2 separate regions of the Homo sapiens genome follow, and region 1 is linked to region 2. Evidence: chromatin loops called from intact Hi-C (ENCODE). Cell type or tissue: sigmoid colon. All regions are shown on one strand.

Region 1 (5,000 bases), 150 kb before region 2:
AACAGAGGATGTGGAGAAATAGGAACTTTGGAGAAATAGGATGTGGAGAAATAGGAGCTTTTATACTGTTGGTGAGAGTGTAAATTAGTTAAACCATTGTGGAAGACAGTGTGGCGATTCCTCAAGGATCCAGAACTAGAAATACCATTTGACCCAGCAATCCCATTACTGGATACATACCAAAGGATTATAAATCATTCTACTATAAAGGCACATGCACATGTATGTTTATTGTGGCACTATTCACAATAGCAAAGACTTGGAACCAATGCAAATGTCCATTAATAATAGACTGGATAAAGAAAATGTGGCACATATATACCATGGAATACTATGCAGCCATAAAAAAGGATGAGTTCATGTCCTTTGCAGGGACATGGATGAACCTGGAAACCCTCATTCTCAGCAAAATATCACAAGGACAGAAAACCAAACACTGCATGTTCTCACTCATAAGTGGGAGTTGAACAATGAGAACGCATGGACACAGGGAGGGGAACATCACACACCGGGGCCTGTTGTGGGTGGGGGCCTGGGGGAGCAATGGTGTTAGGAGAAATAACTAATGTAAATGACGAGTCGGTGGGTGCAGCAAACCACCATGGCACATGTATACCTATGTAACAAACCTACATGTTGTGTACATGTACCCTAGAACTTAAAGTATAATAAAAAATAATAAAATAAAATAAAATGTCTAGTACAGTGCCTGCCAATATAAAGGATTCAACCATGTGAGTTCGCTGCCTCCTATCCCTCCTCTTTGCCTGCTTGCAGGTATCTGGATGCACCTTGCTATTTCCTCTTATCCAGGCACTGGCTTTCGGATAATGTCACAGGTTCCAGGGCCAGGGGATTACTGGGTCCCTGTGAGGTGCCCAGAGTCTTAGAGCTGGGGGGCATAGGAGATATCTTGCCTGGGCCAGGCCAAGAGAACATTCATTCCTTCGTGTTCACAGGGGGTGGCCTCTTCAGGTGTCAGTGAGCAGGCTGTGGTGTGGTGGAAAGAGTTCTGAACCCAGGAAGCATGGCTCGAATTTAGGCTCTGCTGGACACTTGTTCTGCCACTCCACTGGGCAAGTCACTGGGGACCATTCAGTCCCACTTGCTCATCACAAAATTCTTAATGGCCAATACAGGTAGAAATACCTGTATTGTGTGTGTGTGTGTGTGTGTGTGCTGCAAAGAGTGATGTCAACACAGGGCCTCATGAATAGTCATGAGGAGTTAGAGCACAGAGAAGGAAACCCAGCCCAGCTAGAATGGCCACAGCCATGCAAAGAACCCAGCAGCATTCACTTTCCCTCATCTCAGAGTTCCATGCTCCGTCCACTCACCCGATCTGCTTATTAAAGGCTCAGGCTTAACTTCTGGTGGTGTTCACGCCATGGTTTCTCCAACGCCTTGGCAGACAAGGCAGTAGCCTGCAGATGCTTCAGGGTCTGGATGTAGTGCAAGCCTCTTCATGAATGCCACTCCCTAGAACTCACTGGGTGTAAAAGTATCACTGCCTGATTGGTTTCATCAGCAATAATGTCCCCTGGCTTTGTCAATAGTCAGGGCTTTCACTTAGATGGGATCTCAGAAAATGTGGCTAAGTCTTTTGTTTCCAGAATCTCATCCACAGCACTCCCAACAGGCTCTCACCCTGCTTGTCACAGATTTTCATTGTGAAAATCTCCAGTGACAGTGAACTTACCACTTTCCACACAGCCCCCTCCACGGAGAGCTCTTGAAGAGAGCTGTTGGCCTCATCATATGAGATTTATAAATAGGCAGCTGTGGTACGAAACACAGAGGTTTAAGAACAGAGGGTGGAGCTCAGCCCCTGGTGGAAAATGACATCTGTGACTCACTCAGAAGAGCAGGTCCCTCTCAGCCTTTCTGCCACATGGAGCTGGGATGCCCAGAAGGAGCTCTCCTGAGGATGCCTCACTGAGGTGGGGTGAGGTGAGGCCTGATGGAGGCACCAGCATGGCCCATGAGCTCTAGAAGAAGGCTGGGCTTTGGGTGGGCACCTGAGCCAGCCACACCAGGAAGGGAATACTGCCTAGTGCAGCTGTTCTCAAACCTTATGGTCTCGAGAGCCTGCTATACCACTGAAAACCACTTGAGGACCCTAGAGAACGTTCCTGGATTACATCTACCAACATTACAAATTAAAACTAAACATATTCTTTAATATTTATTTGGTAATTTATTAAAAATAATGAAAATCAACACTTTTTGTTTTCTAAATTTAAAAAATTGACTAAGCATCACTTTTACATTTTTGTAAATCTCCTGAATGTCTGGCTTTCTAGAAGATTGCATTCCATCTGTTACACTATCACACATCACCCAGCCTCTGGAAAACGCCACTGCAGGCTCATGAGAGAATGGGGGAGAAACAGGCTAATCATATCTTAATATTATTGTGAAAATAGTTTTGACTTTGTGGATCCCCTGGAAAGGCCTCGGGAATAGCCAGGCCAAACTTTGAGGACCTCTAGCCTAGTGATTAAGAAAATGTATTTTGGTGTCAGATTGCCTGGATTCAAATTCCATTTCGGCCCCCCAGTAGGTGTTCAATAAATGTTAAATGCTATTATTATCATAACAGGGTACTCAGTGTATTCTCAATGGATTTTATTTTTCAAGCACAAAGTCTGGAATCCCCCAAAGAAGGATTCAAAACAGTGCCTCAATTTCAGTAATGAGCACTATAGGTTAATATTGTCGCTGTATAAATGTGTATCATTGTTGTTTCACATTTGCCTATAGGATTAGTATAGAATGAATCCTAGCAACAGCAGGCAACTTTGCTAAACATATCCACTCCCTGATCGGAGGACAAATGCATCCCCCACCCCCAACACTGTGAGCCCTTCGGCCAAATTTTTAAACCTCACTGAGTCTCATTTTGCCCCTTCTGTAAAATGAAGTTCATAATAATACCTGCCTCATAGGTTTGCCATGAGAATTAACAAAGATAAGGATAAAACATACACTTAGCCCAGCATCTACACATAATCAGCACTTGATAAATATTAACCAAAAGTTTTTTATGGCAGTTCTGAAAGCCACCACTAGGGCTCAGATATCTGGAATTACCACAAGGGTATTTGTTATTGATACAAAAATAACTCCCTGGGTGAGCCAACTGATGGGATTTTGGATGAGAATTACTGAATTATATTTCTGGAATTTTTGTTAGATGCCTGGGTCCTCAGAGGCAACATATACCAATGGTCCGCCTTCACAGACCCCTTTGGGAGTGTGCCTGTTCTTTGGACGCTGGCTGCACCGGCAGGCACACCAGGTTCCCACGGGCTGAGTCACACACTTGGCAGTTTTGCCGGCTCAATAAACATGGCTTTCTCATCTGCCAACTCTGGCGCTGTGATGAGCTCTGGCCACACTTTAAAGTATAGAAGGCTTTGTAGCCTCACCGTGCTCAGAGTACAAAGCCCTTCTAGCTGTGGACAGCCACAGCTTCTGGAACAAGGATGATGGAATTAGCAGCGAAGACATTAAAATGTTATTTTTAGCAGTGTTCCAAATCATTACGACTCCCCACCCCCCGTAATGTCCTCTAAATCCTTCCTGACAGTATATGTTTATTTTTCTTTCCTGAGAATTATTAATTGGTAACCCAACAGTTCAAATATAGTTTTCAGCTGGTTCCAGAAATTCATTTCTTCATCATAGCACTGTGACCTTCCATCATATGACTGGCCACTATCTACTTTGTGGTTGAGTCATTGTTGTTCAACAGCGCTACAAACATGTATTGAACTCCACCCATTTACCAAACACTGCACGTGGATATGAGGGTGGGCCACATCTGGGCCGGGCCCCGGGAGCCAGGTCTTGGGTGACATGGAGACAAATAGACAAATGCACAAATAAACAGCCGCAGTCAGTGGAGCATGTGCAGGGGAGGGTGGGGGACAGGGCGCTCGGCAAGGGCACCTGAGGCTGGCTCATTTTAGCATCAGGTTTCATTTCTAATGTCACCTCTGCCAAGATGTGCTCCCGCCCATCGTATTTGCAATAACCCCCTTGTCCCTGCACTCTGTCACATGGGCACATTTTATTTTTTTCACAGCATTTATCATTATTCAAACGTTTTATTGATTTGTTTACTTGTACATCACGTATCACCCCTACTGAGTAGACACCCAGTGAGCATTTGCTGAATGATCAGTGGAGTCTCTAAATGAATGAATGAACTACACACTCAGTAGATGTCAAATTAAATCATTATTCTAAATCACAAAGGCAATTTGGGGGGAAAGGTTAAAAATGGCTAATGTGATATATGTAATTACTGTCTCCAACGTATCAGAATTTTTCCATGAAAATATTGATCAGGGGTCTTCTATGACTACAGAGGAAAGTGGAGTTAAATTAACAAGAAGAAATTTTGAGGCATGGCCCTACATATTAGAAACATACATCTGAGTAAAGACTTCAGTTCTATAGACTTTGGGAAAAAGTGACCACATTATCCTTTTGGATGGTCGATCCCTTCACCTGCCTGAAGGCAGAAGGCTCAACCAAGTATAGGAGTCTATGAGGCCAGCAGAGAGTAGCCAGCCAGCCAAACCCCAAGGATGCCTCCAAGACCTGCAATCACATAGAGATACAGGTGTGTAGAACATATTTATTTGTAAATGCATATAAATACATGGACATATTTTAATATATTTACATATATGTACATACACCCACAAAAACAGAGAGTATAAATATTGGAGGCAGTTTAGCCAGTCCCACTGGAGCCACTGGGACCCCTGACAGGTAGCTCTCTCCTCTGTCCCAGTGTTCAGGTGCTCCTGCCATGACACACTCTGGAACATTCTTGCTACTAATAAACAGTGAGTTCATTAGCTGGCAAAAGTGCCATGTACATTTGGAGCATTATTGCAGAGTTGGGCCACTGTTCCATGTTTCCGGAGATTTATTCACCCAGGAAACATATACAGAGTCTCTATTGTGTGCCAGGCCTAGGCATG
Region 2 (5,000 bases):
CACTGTGACCAGCTCAAAAGACCACCAGCCACGAGCATGGGAATCAGTGCTGTCAGCCTGGGCCACCTCTTCAGACTTCCGACCCCTCCCATCAAAATGGTGTTGCCAGGGAGGGGTTTTTCTAAGCCAGGGTGGGGTTTGGGTATGAATGGGAGATACAATTGTCCTCAGGTATCTGAAGGTCCTCCTGGGGGTTAGGAGAGATTAGATTTCTGGAAAAGGAGAACAATCCTGGTGGCACCGCTGCAGACAGGGAGTCACAGCACCTTGGTGTGTTCCTTCTCCACCCCCAGGGCTGGGCCTCTCTGATCTACCTGGTTGGCTGATCCCTTGGTGGGGGGGCGGTGGGGGGGGCGCTTCTTAAAAATAGAGCTTTCCAGGGTGCATCCCAGGAGATTCTGATGAGCAACCAGGTTTGGGACCCCCTGCGAGGAAAACAGTGAAGCACCAGCTGGGCACTGGAGAGCTGCTCTGTTTTTAATGATTCTTGGATGCAGCACTAATGATCACTCAGCAAGCGAATGATTCCCTGGCAGGAAATGGGACCCTTTGTGAAGTACATTTCCTTGCAGGATCCCTAAAGTTACAGTCGATAAATTCTGGCTGCATCTTCCAAAGTGTTTTATTTCCCATCTGAGGATGGCTTCCAGCCAGGAGCATCTGGCCAGGGGGACTTATCCAGGGTAAAACCCCACCCTCTCCGCCTTCCCCACTCCCTCGCCCCTGTCAGCAGTGACTCTCTCCACAGCCACTCTGCTCTGGGCTGTGTTGAAAGTAGAACCTATAAAAGTCATGGTTGAGCAAATTCCAGAGAGAATGCTTCCCAGACAAACTCAGCAGCAGAGAACATATCTGTATGCAAAGAGTCAGGTTACAATGGAGGCAACTACTTGGATAATAGCCTAAGGAGAAATTCCCACCACCCCGACTCCCCCGCATCCCCGACCCCCTTCCCTGCCCCTGCTTTGTTTGTCATGCTGTCATGCACAGATTTGAAGACTGCAGTCTTGCCTTGAGTTTTCTGCTTCACCAGCAGATGTTTCAGAGCATCACTGGGTGCTGTGCTCTGTGCCAGGTAGGGGTTTATAAAGGAGGCTCAGGTACAGTCCCTGCCCTGTGGAGTCCACTGCTGGAGAAAGATAGATGCTTACATGACTAACTGTAAAAGCAGCGTCACTCCTAGAATAGCCCATTTCTAAAGTAGACCTCCCAGCACTCTCCCTCCCCTTGCCTGGTTTCATCTTCCCCACAGCGCTTGTCCCTCTAGAAATGACTAGCTCAGTACTCAGTAATGAAGTACTGGTGCTTCATCTTCCCTCTTACAAATAAAGCAATGTGAGGGGAAAGACCAGACCTTTAGACCCTGGCCTCTCCCAACCATTGTATGTGGGCTGCCCAGGGGGCATGAGAGTGGCTTTCTGCAGCAGAGGCGTTGGGAGGCTCTGCTGAGAGGGTGGCTGCTCACACACCGCCAGGATCTGGGGCAGAGGCTGAGGGAGGACCTGGGCGGCCACAGCAGCTCTCAAACCCAAGCGTGCATCAGAATCTTCCAGTGGGTTTGTTCAGGCACAGATTGCTGGGCCCACTTCAGAGCTGCTGATCCAGTAGGTCTAGGATTTCTAGCACGTTCTCAGGTGATTCTGTGGCTACTGGTCCCTAGACCACACTTTGAGGACCGCAGAGAGGTGCATCAGCATGGCCATGACAGTGAACTTAGTGAATAGCTGCAGGGTGGGTCCAGTGACGGACTTCTTAGAAGCTATGCCAGTGACCCCCGTGAGAGAAGACAGGACTCTGAAACAGGCTCCAGCAGTGGGGCTGGAGAACAGAAAGGAAGCACCCAAGACACATGCGACAGTGGAATCAGTGCGCTGGTGGGAGGCGAGGAAGGAGTTCGAGCAGCGGGAAGGATGGAAGTGCTTTGGACCAAGATGGGCACTGGGTGGAGGAAGGAATAATGTGTTCCCTTTGGGACCTGCTGCTGTGAGGGGCTAAGGAGACCTCCAGGTGGAGATGCTAAGGAGGCAGTGGGAAATGCTTTTAAAACTCAGGAGAGCAGCTGGCGACGGGTACAGATGCTGGGGTCTTCTGGATAGGGGTGTAAGCTGCCTCAGTGGGGCTGAATGAGAGTCCTTAAGCGGAGAGAGTGGTGATGTGCTTGGAAGCCAAGAGGCTCTCACTCGTAGGGGTGGTTAGAGAAATAAACAAGTGGAGTGCTCCAAGGCTTGTGAAGGACAAGGGGGCATGACCCCAAGAGAAGGGGTTGTGTTTGAGGCATGAGTTAGAGGAGCTGGTCTCCATATTTTGAAGTGGATAGTTGTTCCACTCCTCATCCTACTGTGTGCAATTTTATTTTGCCTCAGTGACAGTCACTTTACAGCCATATTGGTGCAACATGCATTAGCAAAAGAAGTGCATGCCGCGTGCACGTGTGTGGGTGCAGCAGCAGCTCTCCGCAGCAAGAGGTAAACAAGACAAGCACTACGGTGGTTCAAGTTGAAGCTGGAGGTCATTTTTTGCCCCTGTAAGCTGAGCCCTGAAGAAGAAAGTCACCATGTATCCATCTTGTTACCTTTTTGGATTTGACGCTGATCCAGATCCTCCTGGGACCTTCAATCCGCTGCTTTTACAAGGATGAAAAGGATTCTGATGACTTTTTTTGAACTGTTTGGGCAGGAATGCTACAGAGAGAATCAATTTCTGTGAACTGAGAGTCCCCAGGTGATAATTTGGTGTTTCACACACAGGCAGTTTTCTTTTTAATGTGTGGTGCTTGTTTAGTCATCTGGCTCTTGCAAACCCTAGTGTTTGAAAAACAGGGATGTAGTTCAGCAGTGTCTGAATAAGGCTGATGACTCAGAATCATGCAGTGCCTGGCTTCTCAGGCCGCCGCCAGCCGGGACTGCTTTAGGCGCGAACCCACGCTTCTGACCTGTGCTCTGTCTTTGCAGTTCTGCACGGAGCTAAACCAGCCGACCCTGCCCAACATCCGCAAGTGGAAGGGGCCCCGGGGATGCTGGAAGGCTGTTGTTGCTGAGAAGCCCTCGAGTCAGCTCCAGAAGGTACCCTCGTCTGCAAAGCCTGGCCTTTCCCTTCATTTAATTTATACATACTTTTCCCCTAATCAAGGGCATTTAAAAATTTCCTTTGCCAATATCCCCGGTTCAATTTTGTATTTCTGCCCAATTTTTAAATCCTTGCCATTCATTTCCAAATGCCCTGGTTTTCGGTTCACGTTTAGATTGGGAATGGACTCCTGCCAAGAAGGAAATGAGAGCTTAGGGTGTTGGGAGGAGAGGAGGGGAGAAAGGCAACAAATGGGTATTTCTGTCCTTTGTCCTTCTAATCCCTTCGCCACAGTTCTGTCTTCTGCCAAGTTTGTGCAGAGCTCATTACTCGTTGACTGAAAATTTCAGATTCACCTTAGTTCACACATGAAGTATTTGCTTCTAGTGGTAGAAATTATGCACATAATTTCAACATAGAAATGTTCTATTGAAATGTTCAGCAGATTTTGGTTTTGAATTTTCTTTCATCAGTATCACCCATATGAGCAGGTAAGGGTAAATCTCTGTAAATACACGTTTTCCCTCATATTATTATTCAAGGCCAGATTTATTCACCTTGCAATGCTTAACATCAATGGAGTTTTAGATTTTTAAACAGACTCCTGATAATAACCAGGAGTTGAAAATGTATTATTACATAATTTTCCTATAAATGCAGATTTTTAAATCCCTAGTATACCTAACATGCTTACAAACACATGTGATTTATACTTAATATGATTATGTTTATAATGTAGGCTCTTAAATCATAAATGTATACTGGATTAAAAGTGGCCATTTTTTGACAGTAAGCCCCTACTCTCTTTTTAGCTACTACTTAAAGAGGTACATGTAAATCTTCTGTCTCTGGGTTTTATGTTTGGGGGTGTAAATGGCTCCTGCAGCTGACAGTGAGTCAGCACACATTCAGAGAAGGCTGGAGATAAAGCTGAATTTGAATGCATCTAGTTCAGGGTTCTCCCTTCCAGTCCACGTGGAAATAATAAGAATAATACCACCTTCCTTTTTTGATCGCACTTTACATGTATGTAGGTGTCTGAGCTTCACAAGCCTTTTATAGTCCATTCAGCACTGCATTCATTCAACAAATCATTAATGAAAGGTGGCTATGTACCAGGCATATTGTTTCATGCCAGGTACACACTGGTGAGAAAAACTCCATGCCTGCATGTTTTCACTCTTTGCAAGACACAGTGGGGATCCCGGCTGGAGCCTGACCTGGCCCCTCCCGCAGGGAGTGCACAGCCTGTTGGAGAGCAAGACAGGTAACCCCATTCCAGGTCAGGGTGTCAAGGCCATTGGAAAACAACATGAGGTTGCAGGGAGACCCGAGTTCCATCCACCAAAACCTCTCGGCCTCAATTCCTTCATCTGTAAAATGGGAGCGATAGCCCTTTCTTAGCTCACCTATAGGGTGGCTATAGGATTTTAAAAGATACTATGCATTGGAATGCATCATGAACGTAGCGCAGGCCAGGGCCAGGCGGAACGGGCATGAGGTGGCAGGCTGGCCGCCTGCAGTGGACTGAGAGAGCTCATGCCTGGCTCTGGCTGCTGCTGGGTCCATGTCTACCCAGTTGTTACCCTGCAGTATTGTGGGCCCAATGTGGCCAAACCTCCCAGTTTCATTTTAATGGGAAATTTCCTGAATTTTAAAGATGAACAGATAATCCAAAAAAATTTAAACACTATGTGAATCAAACAGAATATATCTGCAGGTTGAAAATGTTCAATCTCTGTCCCTAGACAAACATAAGAAAGTGGGCCATTTCTCCGATGCCTGAAATTCTGCCCCAGGCATCTTCTCCCCAGCTCCCTAGGGCTTACACGATAGCCAGAGGGGTGGTTTCCAGCTGTGAAGGTGAAGACCTAGTAAGATGAAATGATTTGCCCACAAGCCACCCTTTTGCAATGTGAGGTGCTCGGACCTGA

The links. A loop is a pair of places that touch in the nucleus more often than their neighbours do. Peaks named below come from ENCODE experiments on the same cell type or tissue, not always from the same donor. Only the 100,000 strongest peaks of a DNase experiment are listed, where the experiment ranks them.
Region 1: it touches region 2 in a loop (6-fold over the local background); 2 of 110 quality-filtered maps call a loop at or near these places.

The regions. Positions count from the first base shown.
Region 1 is chr7:36,125,468-36,130,467 of GRCh38, forward strand. No RefSeq gene overlaps it. Among named protein-coding and RNA genes, the nearest start is that of EEPD1, 25 kb to the right of the region's middle. In sigmoid colon, CTCF peaks have their summits at 3,068 and 3,267; DNase peaks (open chromatin) are centred at 3,354 and 3,874; H3K27ac peaks cover 537 bases.
Region 2 is chr7:36,278,164-36,283,163 of GRCh38, forward strand. It overlaps EEPD1 (endonuclease/exonuclease/phosphatase family domain containing 1), which reads left to right. Exons shown (of 8, transcript NM_030636.3): 4 at 2,952-3,062. Among named protein-coding and RNA genes, the nearest start is that of MATCAP2, 87 kb to the right of the region's middle. RefSeq lists an enhancer at 2,921-3,582. In sigmoid colon, a CTCF peak has its summit at 2,784; DNase peaks (open chromatin) are centred at 298, 688 and 2,908; H3K27ac peaks cover 897 bases.